Linked DNA regions of Homo sapiens: region 1 is linked to region 2. The links are chromatin loops, found by intact Hi-C in ENCODE. Cell type or tissue: mammary epithelial cell. All regions are shown on one strand. Each heading gives the region's core, and the rest is flanking DNA. Links, peaks and the distances in the headings are about the cores only. Region 1 has its middle 28 kb from the start of CCDC185. Region 2 overlaps SUSD4 (sushi domain containing 4).

Region 1 (5,380 bases), core at 208-5,207, 62 kb after region 2:
ACAGGGCAACTGGAGAGCACAACCAATATACACACAGGTGCACAGACACACACATGAGGGACATAGGAATGAGCAATTGGTCCAAGCATCCTACCAACGTGACTTCTGCTTCACCTCAACATGAGTTTAAGTAGTGTGGAAAGTAGGAAATGCTCCTGTAGTTCACGAAATAAAGCAAGAAAGGAGCTTCCAGCGAGGTGCGCTGGGTAGGACAGCCACCCAAAGCCCAAAATAGAAACAGCTCCTCATCAGCCCAGAAGGAAAGGCATCCTACTCCCTGCCCAGGCTGAAGAAGACACCATCCAGAACATTAATCCTGCCACGCTTTAGTGCATCCAGAGCTTTGCAGCAGAAAAAGTCCTGGTAGAAATAATTTTTGCAAAATTATTGAACAAAAAAGAATACGCTTTGGAACAGACGGGATCGAAGATAATAGATGTGAAGGTGCTCAGGAAAATTAAAGGGGTTATATAAAGGTAAGAGATCATTGTTATTAGTGCTGTGTTTGCTTCGAAGATGCTGGAATATTTCTTCTCAATCGATGATCTTGACACCACAAGGGCCAATTCTGTCGGGATGAGGAGAGCATTGAGCCTGGAGCCAGAAGGGCCAGAGTCCAGCGCAGCTGTACTGCTCATGAACCACCAACTACCAGCAAGCCCCTCGGCTCTCTGGCCTTGAGATGCCACCTCTGTAAATGGGGCCTAATCATAGGGTTGATGGAACGTCACGTAGATGAAAGCGTCCAGTACTCAGGAGACACTTAAAGCAGCTACTGTTTACTGAGCTCTGTTTACTTTGCTCTAAACACCATGCCGGCACTGTGTCTTCCTTCTCTCGCTAATCTTCACAAGAAACTACAAGGTAAGAACTGCTGTTTTCCAGTTACAAGGAAGACACAGAAGTGCCAAGAGGTCAAGCAGACTGCCCTAAGTGACAGGATTTCAGAGCCCAACACAAACCCAGTGATTCTAGTCCCAGGCTCTGTTCATTCACTACCATGTTTTCCTCAATAAATATTGGTTGAATCCCGAGTAGGTTATCCATCCTTTGACGGCAGGTACTATTTGTTCTTCCTGAACTCTCATCCCAGAGCATCTGCTCCCGCGCTGGCTGCCAGTAAAATTTACTGAAATTGAAATGTTACAGCTCTGTGAGAAGGGCCCTGCTGGCCAGGTCAGGGCTCTCTGACAGCTATTTGGTGAGCTCCACGTGACTCCCCAATCCAGGTGGGATGACTTCTGCATGAGGGGGCGTGGGAGGCCCTCACACATGCAGCTTCCAAGGGCAACAGATGAGCTCATTGTGCCCATCCCTGACCTGTAAAGAGGGAACTACCTCTGGTACACTCTACGTGGCCAGACAGGTGTCTGAGATACTGGGACACCATCTAGCCCCGCTACAGGAGTGAAGTTTTAGCTTATCTCAAAGTGTCAAGAAAATAACTTCAGAAGTAACATTTGAGAGCATGGCTATCCTGCTTTGTAAATCTTGGCATGTTTTCTAAAACTTGATGTAAAGACTGTATTGTATAAAACACTGTACCACCAGCAACTTCCAGGCAAAAATGGCTAAAGTGAAAACAATGAAAAATGCACCCAGCGTTTCAAATTAAGGCTTCCTAACGTCATATCTCTTCATTCTTAAAGACAGGTGCACTGGGCTTGATTTGATGTGATACCCAAATACAACGGAACTGTAATTTAGGAAGCTCAAGTTATCTTTGAATCAACGATAAATTAATACTATTGTAAATTTTCTTTAGGATACCTTCTTCACATGCCAGAGATAATAATGTTCTGGTCTTCAATTAAATGAAAGATGGGATTAAATAATTCCCTGGGGAGCTAATTGGTAGATTTGGTGAAGCTGCTTTTCTCATGCAACCACATAGCCTCATGCTCTCTTCCTTGGGTATTTTCTTTGACACAAGTCTTATTATGCATTTGCCATTCTACACAAGTGCTTAGCTCAGAGTTGGTTCCTTTGGGGTATGTGTAGTACACTGCAGGAGAAGGATTGTTGCTGTGCCATGCAAAACCCAAGGAAGGACCCATGAATGAGCAGGACACAACCAAATTGTGTTGAAAAGCATGGGAGGCTGGCAGATGGAGCCGCTTATCAACTTGGCACCATGCTCTGGATCAAATCCAAGCCCTGCCTCTATTTTGATTAGTTAAAAATTTCAAGGACTGTTTGCCAGACTAAAACACAGTATGGATCAGAATTCATATCCCATGGTGTCTCCAGCCTCTAGCATGAAATACCCCTCAACTTTAATTGGCTTTGGTCTCAGCCTGCTTACATAAGCTCTTAGGCCCCTGCAAGGTTGCCCCTGGAAGTACACAGAGGAGGCCCCCATGTTCATGAACTGGATAGTGAGTGCAGCCATCATGATTGACATGTGGGCCATGTTCTGCCTCTCTCCTACTCCCATCCTCCTGAAAGTAAGAGTGGCTGGCATGGCTGGAGTGAGCCCCCAATGCCCCTGTTCCCCTGCACTGCCACTGCTACTGGTTTCAGGTGTTCTACAGTACAGGGTGCTGTGTTTCCAGAATACGTATAATGAACATTGCTGTCCCCCACAGTGAGTCCTACTTTGTCACAGGGACACACATACCTGCTGATCATATTCTTAGACTCCTAGTCTTTCATGCCAGACAGTGTCTTCAGCCTTCACCTGCTGCTGTCTCAACCCTGCCCCTGGTCCAGAAACCCAACACAAATTCCCCTCAGCCACACTCAGGGCTCCAGTGCAATTCACGTCTTGCAAAATGACTCCTCTAACCAGCTGACCAGCTCACCAGACAGGCCTAGACAAGTTTACTCTCGCTGAGGGATCAAGGAAAAATGCTCACACCAGGATTAATTTTATGCTGACAGTTTTGTTTTTTAAATATGAGGGAATAAATTAGTAAATAAATAAATGAATAAACAAGATAGATTTCCTTACAGTAGAAAGTCAACAAATACATGTAAAAGGAATAATATTGAAAAACAAAACCCAGCATTTGACAACCATCGTCATTATTATAGATTCAGGCCAGAACCATCAATGGATGCTAAAGCTAGTGAGTAAAATTTGAAGGAACATATTTGTAATCTCAAAGTACCTTCCCACAAGATGCTTATTAATTACAAAGTAACTTTACAAAGTAAAATAACATTATTATTTTAGAAAGTAATATTACCATGGAGAAACTTGGCTGATGTTACCTGTCAACGAAAAGAGTCGAACTCTGTAAAATATTTGAAGAGATTTATTCTGAGCCAAATATGAGTGACCATGGCCTGTGACACAGCCCTCAGGGGGTCCTGAGAACATGTGCCCAAGGTGGTCAGGGTACAGTTTGGTTTTATATACTTTAGGGAGGCCTGAGACATCAATCAAATACATTTAAGAAATACATTGGCTTGGTTCAGAAAAGCGGGACAACTCAAAGCAGAGGCTTCCAGGCTATTGGTAAATTTAAACGTTTTCTGGATGACAATTGGTTGAGTTTATCTGAAGACCTGGGATTAATGGAAAGGAATGTTCAGGTTAAGACAAAGGATTGTGGCAACCAAGTTTTACAGTGCAGAGGAATCTCTCAGCAGACTTCAAAGAGAGAGCAGGTTGTAAAATGTTTCTTTTCAGACCTAAAAGGGTGCCTGGCTCTTAGTTGATTATCTCCTGGATCAGGAAGGAAAGGAAGGAAAACAAAGGGGAGAAGGGATTCCCTATAGAATGTGGATTTTTCCCACAAGAGGTTTTGCAGGGCAATTTCAAGTCATGGCAAGAAGATATATTTTGGAGTGAAATATTTTCTTCCTTGTCTCATAATGTTATGCCAGAGTCAGATTGAAAAGCAAGTCACAATATACAGGGTCAAATAAAACCCATCTGATGAGAATCCATGGTTTGCAGGGCATGACTCCCCAGACCCCTTAGAGAGGAACTTGGGCAAGATAAAAAATCAGAGCTTAGTCCTCATACCTTAACCAAAGGATCAAAGTTCACATTACTAGTAATGAGACAAGGGTTCAGCAGGTGCCTCCTGATAAGCTGCACCGAGAGGAACCCAACACCACTCCTACAGCATTGCCACTGAAAGCATGCAACCCAAATGCAATCACAAGGAAACATTGGAAAAACCCCAATTAAGGGACATTCTACAAAATAACTGTCTGGTACTATGAAGAAAAGTCAACATCATGAATATGAAGAGAGACTCAAGAACAGTTCCATATTAAAGGAGACTAAAGAGATGCAACAATTGAATACGTAGTCCTGGGTGTTTTTTTTTTTTGCTATAAAGGAAATTATCAGAAAAAATTGATGAAATTTGAATAAAGTCTATAGACTGGAAAATAACATTGCAGCAATCTTATCAGTTATTACATCAACAATCAATATATATGGTAAGAAGGAAAAGGATAAGACAAATGTAGTAAAATGTTAACATTTGAGGCATTAGAGTAAAATGTTTTCTACTATTCTTGTAAATTCTCTCTAAATTGAAAAATTACGTCAAAACTAAATTTTTTTAAAAAATAATTTGGGCTATTCTTTGAGTTATCTAAAGACATGTGTACATGTTTCCAAGCCAGGGTTGGGGGCTGGGAATGCTTGCTACTTTTCAAGCAATGGCCAAGCCTGGTCTTCTTCTTGGACATGAGAACACAGCTGGCTTCTGAGACCTTTGTGAGCCACATCACCATGTGATCTGAATTTGAGCCAGTTCTAAACCTTTTGTGGTTGTTTCAAAATCGCTTAGGAAAAAAATTGGTGATGATGGGGAATGGTGGGGAGGAGCAGCTGCGTTTCTAAGAGAACACATGCCCTATACACCCCTGCCCAGTCGTCCCATAGGATATTCTTGGCTGCTGAGAGGGAGAAATCAGAAAGTCAAGGACCATGTGCTCCTGTCTCTAAGCCTGTTCAGTGATGGCTGAGCCAGAGACTCAAGCCTTAGGAGCTGACTTGTTATGGCCCTAAAAATAATTCAGAAGTAGCCCGAAGCTACTGACTCATCAGACACCCTGAGGGCTCTCTTGCTGGCATTAGGAAACTCTGAGAAATCTAATTAAACTTTTATTCAACCCCCTCTCTGGGAGCACAGACTAGTGAAGAGCAAGTGACAATGGTCTGGTTCAGCTTGGGTGTCTCCTGAAGGTGGGAGGTGCGGAGACAGCCTCCAATCCCAGTGAGGGAGCATGGGCAGTGGGAAGACCCTGCAACATGGGATTCCTGAGGCTGGGTCCCAGGAAGGACAGGCTCATTTTCCCACTTCATATCAGGGGCCAAGTGCTCCATGTCCATGCATTTCTCTGAGCCTGCTTAGTTACTGGTGAATCAAATAAATAAAATCAAGACAATATTTAATATTCATTGAGTACT
Region 2 (5,380 bases), core at 322-5,321:
TCCCACTTCACCCTCCCAAAGTGCTGGGATTACCGGCATGAGCCACCGTGCCTGGCCAGATTTTGTTTTTTGATTACCTTTTGACATATACTAACTAGATTTTCATCTACAGCATACGGTTGAGAAGATAAGTTCAAAGTCTGGACCAAAATGACAAAGAGGAAACAAAGAGGAAAGTCTTGACCAATAGAAGAGATTGCTCCTAATCTGGCTTTGTCTGATATTTGTGGAACCCTAGGACAGCAATCTCACTGAGGACGTCTCTTGAAATTTAACAAACAACAACAAAAAAAGGCAGAAAGCAAAAAAGAGAGAGAGAAATACTCAAAATCTCTTCCTTATCTTACTAGGTTGTTAAGAAAATTAAAGGTGGCGATACAGCTAAAAACATCTTGCAAACTGTACTTGTCAAGTGCTTGTCCAAGTTACATGAAAAAGAACCACTCTTAGGAAGGCTCTAAGGGAGCAACAGAGCTCAGAGAACCATCAGAAGGGAATGGTGACGGCAGTGACAGTCACTAGCAGAAGGCCCCAGAAACCAGCCACTTGTTTACTCACCCTTGGCAAAGCAGGTAAGAGTCAAGCACAACCCATTCTGACTACCTTCTTCCAACAGGCACAAAAGGACTGGCACATGGGTTTCTGTCCTCTTACCATTCACCATTCAGAGCCCAAGATTCAGGCACTCTGGCCTTCACTTTGTCTTGGGTTGTGGGATTTTCTTGTTGTTGTGTTGATTTGTTTATATGTTTTCTGCTTTTTGCTCACAACACACAAGAGTTCCCTTCTCTCAGGGCAGGGGGTGTTCCAAAATACTTGCTAACTCAGCTTAAAGAAAAATGTTTGAATCAAATACAATACAAAGAAAAAAATGTATTTAGGGATTGGGATTTCCAAGTCCTGGCATGCTAAAAGAAAGATTATCATTAAAAGAATAATCTGGGTCACCATGCCCCACTTGTAAGCCAGGTGAACTTGGACAAGTTGCTTGATCTTTCCATGCCTTCTTTTCTTCTTCTATATAATAAGGATAAATAATAAAATCTACTTCATACAGTTGTGAGGAATTAAATGAGTTACTATCCACAAAGTGTGGAAAACTGAGTTGGTACGTAATAAGCACTCTTCAATTATTATTGAAGTACTATTAACAATTTGGAAACTTTTGTCAATCACGCAGATGTCGGCCAACTTAAAATTTTGTCCCTTTTCCCAACCTTCCATGGTTAACAATAGTTGAACAGCTCATTCTTATGAGAATGGACCAATAAATCAATAAAATACATAAGAATATACATCTATCCATCAGTCCTAGATACTGTGATTGGTTTTGGTGAAGCAGGACCATATTTGTACACAAATTTGAAAGTCTATCCTTTTGCCCCTTTCTTCCCCTCAATTCAGAGGCAATGATCCCAATGATCTATTTAGACATACTGTTACTATGTGTGGTTATTTCAATTGTCAAACAGCAAATGAGCTTTCAAAGCACAGCAAGGATAAAGAGGAGCAGTGTGCAAAATCACTTTTCTCATCAGAATCAATAAATAACACTAACACGGAATTTTAAATCGAATTTAAAATATGTGTGAAAAAATAATTTTATGCATGCTTTTTGCATTTAAACTTTTGAGAAGACACCAACGCTTATCTGAATGTTTTCTCAGGACAAAGGACTGTATCCCCTTAACTGTGTATCCCCAGGATGTACAATAGACACTGGAAAAAGATGGATGGATGGATGGATGGATGGGTGGGAAAAAGAGAGCTGGCTTTACTCAGATTTTAGAATCCATCAAATTCCTGTAATCGCAGAATCAAATATTAGTGATATGAAAGGAACTGAGTCAAGGGGAAGTCACACCACTTGACCAAAGCTAGGTGGCAATTTAAGGACAGAGGCTGAACTTGAGTTCTATCCGTCCTATAAAGAATGCAGAGCACTTGTTTATACCAGAGTTTCCCATCTAAAGGCAAGCCTCGTTGGTCTTTTGCAAGCTTTGGAAATATGTCTCTGAAACCAGGAACAGAATAATTTAGGTGCTTTTATTCACGTATCTAATCAGTGTTTACTGGAGAGAGATCTTCACCTACATTTTTCATTACATTCAAAAATTAAAGAACCACTGATTCTCTGACTTGCCTCTTCAGGCCTCTGAGACAAGAGATTTGCTACTTGTTATATGAAATCCTTTTGCCTCCAAAAGCTTTCAGATTTTACCCACTGGATAAATCAAAAGAGTCTCCATGCTGCTTATATTAAGGTAGCCTTTTGTTGAAGAAACATACATTAGAGTTAGAGGAGCTGGGACTTTGCTTACAGATTAAGCGCAGTTTGAAATTGTGAATTTTAGATGTAGCATTGAATGAAAAGCTTTCACTCTACCATGTAAGAAAATGTTTCTCAATAAAACTAAGGGACTTAACACTACAAATCAGTGAGTCAGTCAGAAAGCATCTGTTTCCACCTGCTGGCACAGAGCACAGCACTACAGCGACATGAACCAAATGAGGGCTCCAGGAGCTCAATTCAGCTGCACTAGGACCATGACTTGGGTATGCAGAGAGGGCCGCTGGACCAGGGGTTTGCATGAGTCAGAGACCTAGAAACAGAAAAAGGAAGACAAGCCAAGCTCAGATGATATTTTGCTCCTGCTCTCCACCCTTCAGTGGGTTCCCCACTGCCTGCTGTGTGACTTTCAGAACCCCTATTGGAGCTTCTAGGACTTTTACAATAAGGTTCTAACCTATTTTTCCTTCTACCCTACTGATTCCTTGCAGGTATACTATATTCCAGATTAAACGGACTATTTTCTGCTCCCTGAAGGGTCCAATCATGTAACCACCTTCCACACCTTTGCACAAGCTATCCCTCCACCTGAGATGCACCCTCCCTCCCCACCATCCTATCCTAAGTGCTACCTCTTCTCTAGAGCCTTTCCTGATTTTCCTTCCAACCTCATAGGCTACCATTAATTGGATGTGGCCCCAGCTATCATGAAACTTTTGCACTTTTGTAAAAAGTAACTCACTCATAGCAATTATTTTCTAAATGGTGTGGCAGTAATTTGGGAATCTTTTTTCTTGCTCTCAATCAAAATTAGCTGAACATCTACTGTGTGTCAGATGTTGTGCTGGGTGCCTGAGACACAAACATGAATAAAGTCAAGTTTCTTGCCCTCAGTGGGCTTGTGGTCTAGTAAATGAGGCAATATTATGATAGAGGGTTACAGCTAGTGCAATGGGAGCCCAAGTAAGGGAAGAACTTACTGACTAGGGAAATATGAGAGAAGTTATGGCATTTAAAAGTTGGGGATAGAAAGAAATTTGAGAAAATTTGCTCATTTAGGAAAAAAATGAGTAAGAGAGAGTTCTAGGTAAAAATAACATTTATGCAACAGTGCTTGGCTCAGGACGGGGTAGGCACTCAATGTTTATTGAATGAATAAAGCAAAAGTCTCCAAAATCACGGCATTGTCTTAGCCCCCTCCGCCCTACTATTATTTACATTTACTAAGTGCCTACATGATTTCCATCCTTCACACCAACCCTATAAATTAGGCACCGTCATCCTCATTTTATAGATGAGGAAGCTGAGGCTCCCAAGTCCTGAGACCCCAAAGCTATCAAGTGGCAGAGCCTGATTGAGTTATTTATAATACAGAAATGTGCTAAAGAATTCACCTTAAAGGAGTCACTTGTTGAGCAAACTCTTGGCTCTCTTCCTTGAAGCCTGGGGGTGGGGGGCACTCTGGGCATCCCTCAAAGCCCAGCAGGTCTCTGGTCAAGTGTACTGGGGCAGAAAGGGGAGAAACAGCTGAAGCCATGCTCCATGCAGATTCCACACACGGCAGGGTCCTATATCTCCCCACCAACCTAATATGAGTTCTTGCACAGCATTTGGTCTCAGTGGCCCCAAATGAGGGCACTCTTCCTTAACGACAAAAGACAACCTGGAGAGAGCCACCCAAACATCATCTCAGGACAAGTCAGGCTCATAAAAGCTTCCCTAGGGTTCAAAGAACTGAATCGGAGCTCTGGCTTTCTAAGACAAAGCATTTCATTTTTGATGGAGTTCCTGTTCCTACTTTTCTTTGATCATTTTCTCAATTTCTGCCTTTCTAGTTCAGGCTTTTTCTTCAATACTTGTACTGGGCACATGCTTTTTTTTTCTCCTAGCTGAGACGATTATATCTTGCCATTGCGGTGTTCCTTTTCCATTGAAAGCAATCAAAAATGAAAATCCACATTTCAGAACAGTGTCCATTAAATATACACTTTTTTGTGGATGAAAAAAAAGCACTCTCCGAGGGCTGATTTTCAGCTCTGTGTATCACCTGAAGATTAGATATTGGGTGAGACTTCTGCTCCTCACAGGCCATTTGCATTCAGTAATTGAGAATGATGGCAGAAAGTCTGGAGCAGAAGCAACTTATTTTAAGGAATGCCTTGGTCTCAAGCATGGCTAATCAAAGTGTGGTCCTTGGATCAGTGGTAACTGCTTCACCTGGGAGCTTATTAGAAATGCCGAGTCTCAGGCCCCACTCCAGACCAAATGAATCAGCATCCACCTTTTAACAAGATCCCAGGTGACTTGTATGCACATTAAAGTTTTAGAAGCACAAGTCTAGAGCTAAGGTGTATTTGCTTTTATTGCCTTATTGGAGCCTCCATGTGCATTTCTTTCCTAAAAAAGAAAATCTCTGTATAATGAACTCTATAGGACATCCCCCACCACCCTTGCTTGCCCAAACGGTTTATTCATAGAGGAACTGTGAAGTGATAAATACTCTTCCAGAAATCACACTCTCAGCCTGAAGGAGTTCAAAGTGAAACGCAGCTGATGGCTAGCTTCCTGCAGCATATGAGTGCCTAAAAAGAAAGAGCTCTGAGACTGACAGGTGACAGGCAACCCTTACTCTCATCCTCTTCTCCAAGGCTCTGGATATTTTTGCCTGGCATGATCCCCCACAGGAAGGCAGGGAAAAAAGACATGCTATAGGAACCTCATAGGTGACTGTCATAAGACCGAGGTGGCCATGATGTACACTGAGCTCTGAAATGTTGAGGAGGATGCTCTGTAAACACGACCAAGCAGAACCAAGAGCACAAAACAAATCTCAGCTGTGCTCAGACCTCACCCATCCAATAACAATAGTCAAGACAAATGTAAATGAACCTTGATTAACTAGTCTGTCATCTACATAAGAGAAATGGACCAAGAAGATGGAAAATCATGTGGACCTGGTTTGAGAGAATGAAAGCTAGAACTGGGAGGCAAAAGCAGAGAGGAGGGGAGGAAATGATCCAGATCCACGCAATACTGTTCTGCCCGTCTATTCCCACTCATATGTGAAGCAGAGCTGGTGTCCACGGCAGA

Evidence for each region. Hi-C counts contacts between places; a loop is a spot of excess contacts. Peaks named below come from ENCODE experiments on the same cell type or tissue, not always from the same donor. Only the 100,000 strongest peaks of a DNase experiment are listed, where the experiment ranks them.
Region 1: a loop joins it to region 2, with 2.1 times the contacts of the local background. A loop is called at or near these places in 6 of 110 quality-filtered maps.

What each region holds. Positions count from the first base shown.
Region 1 is chr1:223,419,068-223,424,447 of GRCh38, forward strand. No RefSeq gene overlaps it. Among named protein-coding and RNA genes, the nearest start is that of CCDC185, 28 kb to the left of the region's middle. In mammary epithelial cell, for the core only: no CTCF peak of the experiment used is centred there; a DNase peak (open chromatin) is centred at 2,774.
Region 2 is chr1:223,356,519-223,361,898 of GRCh38, forward strand. All of the region lies in intron 2 of SUSD4 (sushi domain containing 4), which reads right to left. Among named protein-coding and RNA genes, the nearest start is that of SUSD4, 5.0 kb to the right of the region's middle. In mammary epithelial cell, for the core only: a CTCF peak has its summit at 2,485 (motif pointing left); no DNase peak of the experiment used is centred there.